2 separate regions of the Homo sapiens genome follow, and region 1 is linked to region 2. A link is a contact called in ENCODE Hi-C or POLR2A ChIA-PET data. All regions are on one chromosome and are shown on one strand. The core of a region is the stretch at or near the end of the contact, and the rest is flanking DNA. Distances in the headings are between cores, read along the strand shown. Region 1 overlaps EEFSEC (eukaryotic elongation factor, selenocysteine-tRNA specific). Region 2 holds the start of EEFSEC (eukaryotic elongation factor, selenocysteine-tRNA specific).

Evidence for each region. Hi-C counts contacts between places; a loop is a spot of excess contacts on that map. ChIA-PET counts read pairs that join two places held with the same protein, here RNA polymerase II (POLR2A). Pooled maps may share reads with other maps.
Region 1: a loop to region 2 is called in a map of CD8-positive, alpha-beta T cell, with 11 times the contacts of the local background. The contact joins the enhancer-like site here to the promoter of EEFSEC in region 2. A Hi-C loop is called at or near these places in 1 of 168 maps with a recorded cell type or tissue (CD8-positive, alpha-beta T cell) and 6 of 50 pooled maps. POLR2A ChIA-PET finds 5 or more read pairs at or near these places in 1 of 52 experiments (T-cell).

What each region holds. Positions count from the first base shown.
Region 1 is chr3:128,292,864-128,297,874 of GRCh38, forward strand. All of the region lies in intron 4 of EEFSEC (eukaryotic elongation factor, selenocysteine-tRNA specific), which reads left to right. Among named protein-coding and RNA genes, the nearest start is that of EEFSEC, 140 kb to the left of the region's middle. Within about 2 kb of position 2,513, at least 6 of the 41 ENCODE cell types and tissues checked have a DNase peak (open chromatin) inside an H3K27ac peak, as active enhancers do; they include CD8-positive, alpha-beta T cell, where a contact is called at or near this core.
Region 2 is chr3:128,150,073-128,155,197 of GRCh38, forward strand. EEFSEC (eukaryotic elongation factor, selenocysteine-tRNA specific) reads left to right here and starts at 3,409. Exons shown (of 7, transcript NM_021937.5): 1 at 3,409-3,751. The coding sequence starts at 3,436. It also overlaps a transcript of RUVBL1 not described here. RefSeq lists an enhancer at 3,040-3,269 and a silencer at 3,400-3,919.

The sequences.
Region 1 (5,011 bases), core at 1,263-3,762, 140 kb after region 2:
GCTTCTAAGATGAAAGCTGAGATCCTTAATTATCAACCTTCTTTTCTAATATAATATTTAGAACTATAAATTTTCCTATAAGTACTGCTTTAGCTTTATTTCAATGATGTGCCATTTTTTAATCATTTGGTTAAAAGTATTTCAAAAATTTTTACAGAATTTCTCCTTTGACCCATGGGTTATTTATAAGTGTTCTTCTTACTTTGCAAATGTTTGAGGATTTTCCAGTTAACTTGTTGTTAATTTATACTCTTATTCCACTGTGGTCAGAGAATACACATTTCATGTTTTCTGTCCTCTGAAGTTTGTTGATAATTATTTTATGGTCTAGCCTATGGATTTTGGCAAAAATACAGACCTATATGATGACTCTGAAAATGTGTATAGGCAGATGATAGCAGGTGTTGGCCTAGGTGAAGGCAGTTGTGGATGCATAGAGAATCAGTTCAGAGTAGAAAAGCTTCCTATAAGGACATCCTCTCCTTCTTTTGCTAATTTTCTGTCTGTCTCTCCTAGTAGATATTTATATTTGCTAATGCCTTTAAAAACTTCCCTTGGGAGGCCAAGGCGGGTAGATCACAAGTTCAGGAGATCGAGACCATCCTCGCTAACACAGTGAAACCCCATCTCTACTAAAAATACAAAAAATTAGCCAGGCGTGGTGGCATGTGCCTGTAGTCCCAGCTACTCGGGAGGCTGAGGCAGGAGAATCACTTGAACCCAGGAGGCGGAGGATGCAGTGAGCTGAGATCACGCCACTGCACTCCAGCCTGGGCGACAAAGCAAGACTCTATCTCAAAAAAAAAAAAAAAAAAAAAAAAAAACTTCCCTTATAGGATCACATTAATAACCCGAGCCACAGAGTCAGAAAGTGCTGCCTTAGAATGCCCTTTGTCACTTTCTGGCTTGTGACCTTGGGTGAATGACTTCACCTTTCTGAGCCTTAGTTAATTTTTCTAAAAGGGTAATGGGAGTATCTTCCCTGTGGAGTTGTTGGGAGAATTAAATGAAATTTTACAAAATGCCTTTCACAGTTCTTGGCTTTGTAAATGGTAAATATTTTTAGTGGTAGCAGTACTCAAAGAAGTTAGGGAAGCTCACACACAAAGGTGGCTGCTTCTCCCCTTTGGACGGTAGTCAGAGGCACTTGTTCTATTCTTGGTGAGAAGTCTGCTCCCTACCTTCTGCTGTGCCCTTGGCCCCTCAGAGATCCAGAGGAGAGAGCCAGCTCAGAGCCAGCACTTCTGTAGACTGGCATGCTGGTGCTCTTGCAGGGGTATTGTGGTTGGGAGCCATTAGGGGTCCTCACTGGGGTGCCTTAGACCAGATACCTGGTGAGGCCCAGATATCCCTCCTTCCCATAGGGTCCCCTAGGGCTAGGGTGGAGGACTATCTGTCCTTCCTAGCCCTGAAGATTGCCAGGAATAGAGTTTGCTGACCCTGTTAGGGGCTGACAGTTGAAGTACATACAGGAAGACCTGCCTCTTCCTGAAAGTTTGTTCTGGGAAGGGGAATTTAGAGGGGAAAAGTGAATTAAGTTCTATCATATCTGAGTGTTCTTAAAATGTCAGCTATTGAGCCTCTAGAAATGACACATAAATTCTCTGCTAGGCACAACAGGTAAAGGAGAGTTTCAGAAGTTGTGCCAAGTGCCCCCTCTGGACTGAGCAGCAGGGCCCCAGACCTAAGTCAGACACTGGCTCCACCATCAGAACTCATGACCTTGTGGGACAGAGAGAGCCAAGGAAGTAGAGCACCTGTACACTGGGGGCACTTGAGATAGGGAGGGACCCCAAGGGAGGGTCTGGTTGGCTTTCTTGGAGACATGGAGGGCTCTGAGAAGAAAGAAATAGGTTTACTAAGTGGAAAAGGTAAGGGGAGGGTATTCCCATCAGAGGAAACAGCATATGCAAGGATTGGAAGATGCCATTCCAGACAGTTGGAATGGCAGACTGTTCTGATATTTGACATTTTTGTTCGAATTAGAATTGTCATGAAACAAAAACAGAAACACATCATACCTCCAATGTGTGTTGCTGCCATTTTGATGAACTATCAATCTCTTGCATGTACCTCCAGGCCTCTGCTGTGCCTGTCAGGGAGGGCTGTCCCCATGATGCCTGGGAAAATGGCTATGTCTCTGCCAGCCACAGACCAGCATGGGACATTTCGCTGGCTGCACCATGTGTGGTGTTTGTCCGTTGCTGGAATGTGCTCAGTTGAGGGGAATTGTTTCATTTGGTCATCCAGGCTCAGGTGAAACAAAAAGAGGCCAATGCAAAAAGCTGCAGCTGATTCCAGGCACCCCCAAAATGTTTTCTACTCAACACTGGCAGCAGTGCGATGTCCCCTCAGCCCTGCCTTTGGTGGTGTCCAACTACAGGAGCTGGATGGCCCTCTGGCTGCCTCTTGGGGCCTGGGAAGCAAAGGAAGCAAGTTCAAATCTGTCACCTGTTTGTAGTTTTCATAATTTTTGATTTGGCATTTTGATCAGTCTGTTTTTGGTCAAGGAAATGCATCCGTATCTCATAACAGGAAACCCCTTTTGTGATCTTTACTTCAAGGCATTTTTCTGTACTTCCCCCTACTTTTTTTTTTTTTTTTTTTTTTTGCTGGCAAATATACAGACCTAGTATGATATGTGTGTCTTATTAAAAGTTCAACATAATTCATTGCCATTGGTTTGTTTACAAAATAAACAATTCCAGGGCCTTCCAACAATTGAGGCTCCTTTTTTTTTTTTTTTTTTAAATCTTCCTTGGGGCTGGAACTGTGGTGAGAAGATGGAGAAGGACCCAAGTTTGGGAGAAGTCACGTGGTTCCATGCCTGCTTCCTGCCAGAGTCCCAAGCAGGTGACCCAGCAGTCAGCTGGGGAGGCAGACACCCCAGCATGGCCTGGACCCTGCTCTCCTCATTTATGTGAGGGTCTCAGTGGGGTGGTGGGAACCCAGGAAATTCTTGAACCTTCCTCAGCCCATTCATCCTCCTGCCCAGAGTCCCCATGGGAAGTATGTGCATAGGCACTAGCAGAAAAGCAAAAAAGGAATGCTTTCCAGCGTGATGTGGTGGGTTTGGTCCCCAGCCCCAGCCTCAGCTCTTGTGACTGAGTGACCTATAGGGCAGCTTTAACCTTTCCCCTGAGAAAGCACATGTTACCATGGTCCAGAAATCACCCGCTCATCCCAGAAGAGATGGAAGGATAGAGAGTGAGAGATTATCCAGGCCCTGGTACTGGGAGCTGAGCTTGCCTGGCTGCCTTTGGTGGGAGAGGGCCCTGGCAGAGCATGAGATTTCATCATCCTGAGCCCACACTAGGATGTCCCGATGTTGGAATACCCTAAAAGCTCTTCTCTTGGAAAACGTAATCCACGTAGGATCTTGAAATATGACCAGCAGGATGGGGCTTCCTGTCCCTGGTATGCAGAAAGGGTGAGTGGAGGCAGGAGGAAGGATGGTGTCTGAGCTGGCCACCCCATGTAGCTAACACAGTCCAATGCCACTCTGTCCTCATCCTGGCCACCCATAAGCCTTTCTTGTCTCCTCTTTCCCTTCCTACCAAGTCCAGCATTTGCAAGCCATCCTGATGCTGGCCCTTGCTTTTCTCTGTAGCCTCAGCTTTTCTCATTCTTCTACTGATAAAGCAAACTGTAGTTCTCCTGTTTTCTCAGCATACTCACCTTCATGGCCATGCACAGACCTGCAGGGCCTGTGTCTCCTCGTCATCCGCACAGGGGTATATCCATGTGGGCACCTCAGGAGGCAGCTCGAAGGTTACCTCCTCACTGACCTTCCTGCCCTCCACGCTACACACATATGCCCCTCCGTCTGTCTCTCTGGCATGTGACTACCACTGTGACCTTGCTGCAGTTATCCATTGGCCTTTGTGCCCCTGAGATGGCCTGAAAGACACGATTTGGATTTGTCCCAGTTGGCATAGGTGTGGCTTACAGTCAGTACTCTGCGTGTGTTGGCCAGAAGGCCCCCAGTGGCAGTCAGGTGGTTGTGATCTTGGAGTGGGGTAGAGGAATTGTAGCCAATGCTATTCCAATGCTAGCCAATACCAAAGCTGCACCTCATGCTCTACATCACACAGGGAGGGACCTCTGGAGTCCCAGAGGTTTGGCAAAGCTCCCTGCAGTCTTTCTGTTAAGAGTAAATAAAGAAGCATGATATCTGAGGTGGTGAGTACCCACTGATGAGTTAGTAGCATAGAGCTGGCCTCCGTCCTCTTGGGAGACCATAGGCACATACCAGGGATGAACAGCATGTAAGAATCAGGGGTGCCAACTTGGGCCTGAGAGGGAGGGGTGGTCAGGGAGATGTGTACAGGGAACACCAACTGAAGGCCCCGGTCCCCCAAGGGAGGACAGCTTGTGAGGGCTCACCGAAGGAACACAGGAGAAGTCTAGCCGAGGATTTATGCTTACCCTTCTCTTGATTACCATCAAGTGTGATGATAACTTTCGGAGAACTGGCTCTACCAGTGCCCCTTTCTTTATTTGTGGATTGAGCCCCTGAACCTCACTGCTGTAGTTTCCTTTGTGGAAGGAGAGATTAAAGAACCTTCCAAACTTCCTGTGGGTCAAGATGCCATCAGGAGGAAAGGAGCTGGTGTGGGAAAGCCCAGCCCAATCCCAGCTATGAGAGCAGTGTCTGGTTGTGGAACTCTGGCACACACCCTTCTGTGGACCCCACGGTCATGCTGAGTTCTGCATTACTCCACATGTCCCAGAGCTTCCTGCCTCATTCTCATGTCTCGGATAGCCTCATGGGAGGGCTCCAGCAGAGCTTTGAGTCTTGTGCAGCCTGCCCTTGATTCTGGGCTCCAGTTGCATGCCTTGTTCCCACTGGCTCTCCCATGCTAAAAATTAGATATTTTTTGAAAAATTGAAAATATCAACATGTTGTTATAAAATTAGGCACTTTTTTGCCTAAGCTACTCTCACCACACTCCTAAATCTTAGGTTCAAACTAGGTAGTTGTCTCAATTTTGCTGAAATAGTCCATTGG
Region 2 (5,125 bases), core at 2,159-4,658:
GCCTGGCCCTTCTCTTGCATCTTTGTCAGCTCAAATGCCTCTCCCTTAATAAGCATCCTCCTCCCTTGCACCAGTAACTCTCAGCCATGCTGCCTTATTTCTCCCAAAGCACTTCATCATTATTTGCCTTATTCATCCACAGTTGTATCCCTCCAAAATATCATGTCTGCCACACAGCAGGTGTTCAATCAATATTTGTTAGAATATTTGTTAGAAGATTTGTATTAGTCAGGATTCTCTAGAGGGACAGAACTAATGGAATATACATGGAATATATATATATCTCCTAAGCCCAGGCTACAGACTCTCAGGGTGAGAATTTCTGAGTCAGAGATAATGTTGTCCTCTTCCATCTTGGAATATGTATACATATATGTATATATATTCCATATATGTGTATATATATTCCATTATATATATATATATGTATGTTCCATTGTATGGAATATACATCCATATGTATATATGTATGTTCCATATGTATATATGTATATTCCATATATATATTCCACAGAATATATATATTTGACAGAACTAATAGAATATATATTCTATGTATATATTCTATACATATATTCTATACATATTCTATACATATATTCTATATATATTCTATATATTATATATTCTATATATATTCTATATATTATATATTCTATATATATTCTATATTATATATTCTCTATATATTCTATATATTATATATTCTATATATATTCTATATATTATATATTCTATATATTATATATTCTATATATTATATATTCTATATATATTCTATATATTATATATTATATATATATATTCTATATATATATTCTATATATATAATATAATATTCTATATTATATATATAATATATTCTATATATTATATATATTATATATTCTATATATTATATATTATATATTCTATATATATTATATATATTATATTATATATTATATATATAATATATATTCTATATTCTATATATTCTATATATATTATATGTTCTCTATATATTCTCTATATATCTATATATTCTATATATATTCTGTATATATTCTATATATATTCTATATATATTCTATATATTCTATATATATTCTATATATACTCTATATACATTCTATATATACTCTATATATTCTATATATACACTGTATATATTCTATATATATATACTCTATATATCTATATATAAAATCTATATATATTCTATATATAGATATATAAACTATATCAAGTGATCTGCCTGCCTCAGCCTCCCAAAGTGCTGGGATTACAGGCATGAACCACCGTGCCCAGCCAAACCTTTTTTCTTTTCATTACCATTTCAGGATTCTGTTTAAAACAGAGGTAAGAAATGAGGTTTATTTGAAGCCAGGCCCTGTACAAAGTCTTTGTTAGTTGAAATATTTCTCAGAGGTACATAAAGCCTCTAAAGCTCTTATTACCTATTTACTAACCCTCCCTTTTAAATACGTTTACTGCTTTTACTACTAGATTTTTTTTAATGGGAGGCGTATTTTTACAGTTTCCTATTTGCAAGGTGGGAAAACGGAAACAAAGATTCTGTTCTCTTCTTGTAAGGACCCTAATCCCATCACAAGGGCCCGCTCTCATGATCTCATCTAACCTCCCAAACGTCCCATCTCCAAATACTATCACACTGGGGGTCAGGGTGTCCACATATGAATTTGAGAGGGACACAATTCAGTCTATGACATGGACTCTGTTCCTAGTGGAGAGTGGTGGAACGAAGGAGGCAGTTACTGCAAGCATGAATACATCCGCACATGGTCTGGCTCATCACAGAGGGCAAAGGTAAGATCCTGTGAACTTTGTGCTCCACCGCCACAGTGTTACAAAAACACTCTCTTCTCCAGAAAAATGGAAGGAGGAGGCAATGTTGGGCTAGCATTCCTGCCTGGTATCACTGGCTGAGACTGAGCAGTGGCTTCCCTCTTTGCACAGGAAAAGGGCTCTCCAGGTCTCCCAGGTCCCCACCACTCCCTGTCATCTTAGACTCTTTTAACTTCTCTTCTTTGATTTACCCACCACCTGGCCAGAGCAGACACTTAGGTTTGTTACCTCTGGTTGGTGACTATGGCTGACAACCTTTTTTGTGGTTCTAGACACTTCAGAATCTAGTGAGAGTTGTCGACCCTCTGTCTAGCAAGAGCACATCACAACACATTGTGCGTTCAATTTAGAGGTTTGTGGCCTCTCCTAAGCCCAGGCTACAGACTCTCAGGGTGAGAATTTCTGAGTCAGAGATAATGTTGTCCTCTTCCATCTTCAAACCATCTTTTCCCATGGTTGGCTCCTTCTCAACACTGGAGTTTCAACTCAAACAGCAACTCCTAGATGTCTTCCCTGACCCACAGTTAGGTAGCTGTCCATCCTCCCTCTCCTGCTCCTTTTTATCTCAGCTTTTATTTTCCCTAGGAGACTTCTCGCTCTCTGAAATGGTCTGGTTCAGGCTGTATTGTTTGACTTAGCCCTCACCCCCTGAATGTAATATTAGCGGGCACTGTAGCCCAGCGGAACCCACCAGGCACTTGGTAAGATCTTGCTGAAATGTATGAATGATTGGAAGTGTGTCCGGAGTTGGTTTCTTCCAGTGGGTTCCTAGTCTCGCTGACTTCAAGAATGGAGCCGCGGACCTTCGCAGTGAGTGTTAAAGCTCTTAAAGATGGCACAGTCCCAAAGAGTGAGCAGCAGCAAGATTTATTGTGAAGAGCAAAAAGCTTCTGCAATGCGAAAGGGCACCTGAGAGGGTTGCTGCTGCTGGCGGGGGTGGCCAGCTTTTATTCCCTTATTTGCCCCCTCCCCCACGTCCCCCCGCCCTCCCCCGCCCCCCGCCGTCCCCCCGCCCTCCCCCCCGCCCCCGTCTTCCCGCCCCCCCCGCCCCCGTCTTCCCCCCGCCCACCCCGCCCCCCCCGCCCCCCTTCGCCCCCCCATGTTCCGTTTTTGTCCTATCAGAGCGCCCTTTTTTCAATCCTCCCTGTGATTGGCTTCTTTTAGGATCCTGCTGATTGGTGCATGTTACAGAGCACTGATTGGTGCGTTTTACAGAGCGCTGATTGGTGCATTTTACAATCCTCTTGATAGCTATAGAAAAGTTCTCCAAGTCTCCACTCACCCAGAAAGTCCAAATGGCTTCACTTCTCAGAAGGATCCCTCCATCTCGGGCTCCTAGAGGCTTCAGGCAGGAGGAGCCACGTGAGAGAGAAACCCTGCCTACGGTGACCTCCAGTTCCTAGACCACCCACTCGGAGCACGGCGCTCGGCTGTGCCCGTGAGCCTCAGGAGGGCGGAAGCTTCCGGGCCGGAACGGGTGTGCACAGCGCGCCGGTTACGGGGGGGCAACTTAACGGGCCGGACCGCGGCGACTACCGAGGGAGGTGAGGGGCGGGCCGGGCGGGTGTCCGAGGCGGCGGCGGCGGCATGGCAGGGCGGCGGGTGAACGTGAACGTGGGCGTGCTGGGCCACATCGACAGCGGCAAGACGGCGCTGGCGCGGGCGCTAAGCACCACAGCCTCCACCGCCGCCTTTGACAAGCAGCCGCAGAGCCGCGAGCGCGGCATCACGCTCGATCTGGGCTTCTCGTGCTTCTCGGTGCCGCTGCCCGCGCGCCTGCGGTCGTCTTTGCCCGAGTTCCAGGCAGCGCCCGAGGCCGAGCCCGAGCCCGGCGAGCCACTGCTTCAGGTCACGCTGGTCGACTGCCCCGGGCACGCCTCCCTCATCCGGACCATCATCGGCGGTGAGCGCGGGCCGGGGCGGGAGCCGGGCTCAGGGACGCGGGCGGAGCGACCGGGCCCCGTGTCCGAATTCGCTCGAGCCTTTGCCGGGACGGGAAATCGCCCCACCTCATTGGTGGGGCTCCTGACGCCCCAAGAGGCGGACGTGACTTGCCTAGGGCTCCGCAGCAAGTGAGCGGAGGCTTTGAGATTCAGCTTTTCCCATCCAGCAGAACCGAGCTGCAAGGCGCCTTCCTTAAAAAAAAAAAAAAAAAAAAATCAAAAAATCCCTACCAAATGTGTTTATAATACATGGTCAAGTAAAGAAAACTCAAAATAAGAAAACTCACAAGCTACAAAAAGGGTATACATACAAAGGCTGTCTTCATTCACCTGTCATTTGGTCTGATTCCCGTTCCTAGAGCCAACCGCTGCTACCAGTTTTTGTATATCATTTCAGAAAGGCTCCACGTCAATACAAGCATATCTGTGTGTATGTATAAATCCCTCTTTCCCTCATCCTTTTAGACACGATTTCACTCAACATTGTGTCTGGAGAGTGCCCCATATCTGTACACAAAGCTACATCATTCTTTTTAAAGCTCACATAGAATTCAACTGCACCCTTGTACCAACATTTTCTTTTTCTTTTTTTTTTTTTCTTTTTGAGACAGAGTCTTGTTCTGTCGCCCAGCCTGGAGTGCAGTGGCACGATCTCGGCTCACTGCAACTTCCGCCTCCTGGGTTCAAGCGATTGTCCTGCCTCAGTCTCCTGAGTAGCTGGGATTACAGGCGCGCGCCACCACGCCCGGCTAATTTTTTTGTATTTTCAGTAGAGACGGGTTTCACCATGTTGGTCAGGCTGGTCTCAAACTCCTGACTTCATGACCCGCCCGCCCTGGCCTCCCAAAGTCCTGGGATTACAGGCGTGAGCCACCACGTCCGGCCTGTACCAACATTTTCTGAACAAATCTTTTAATGATGGACGTTTATGCTGTTTCCAGTATTTACAAACCATTTTGCAGTGAATATTCTAGAACAGAACTCTTTGGTATGTTCGCATATATGTAGGATAATAGATAATAACTGGCTGGGGCAAGGGGCATGTGTGTTTTCGGTCGTGGTGGGTACTGCCAAAATGCCCCACAAAGAGGTACCATTAATTTTTAATTATACATGTAATACATGAATACATGCTACTTGTGAAGAAATAGAACATCACAAATAAGACAAACATTCCCTTACCCACTCCTCTGTCCTAAATTCTGTACCCCTCCTATCTCTGCAAATGAAAAGACCCGTTTTTTGTTTTTTTGTTTTTTTGTTTTTTTCTGAGATGGAGTCTCGCTCTGTTACCAGGCTGGAGTGCAGTGGTGCAATCTTGGCTCACTGCAACC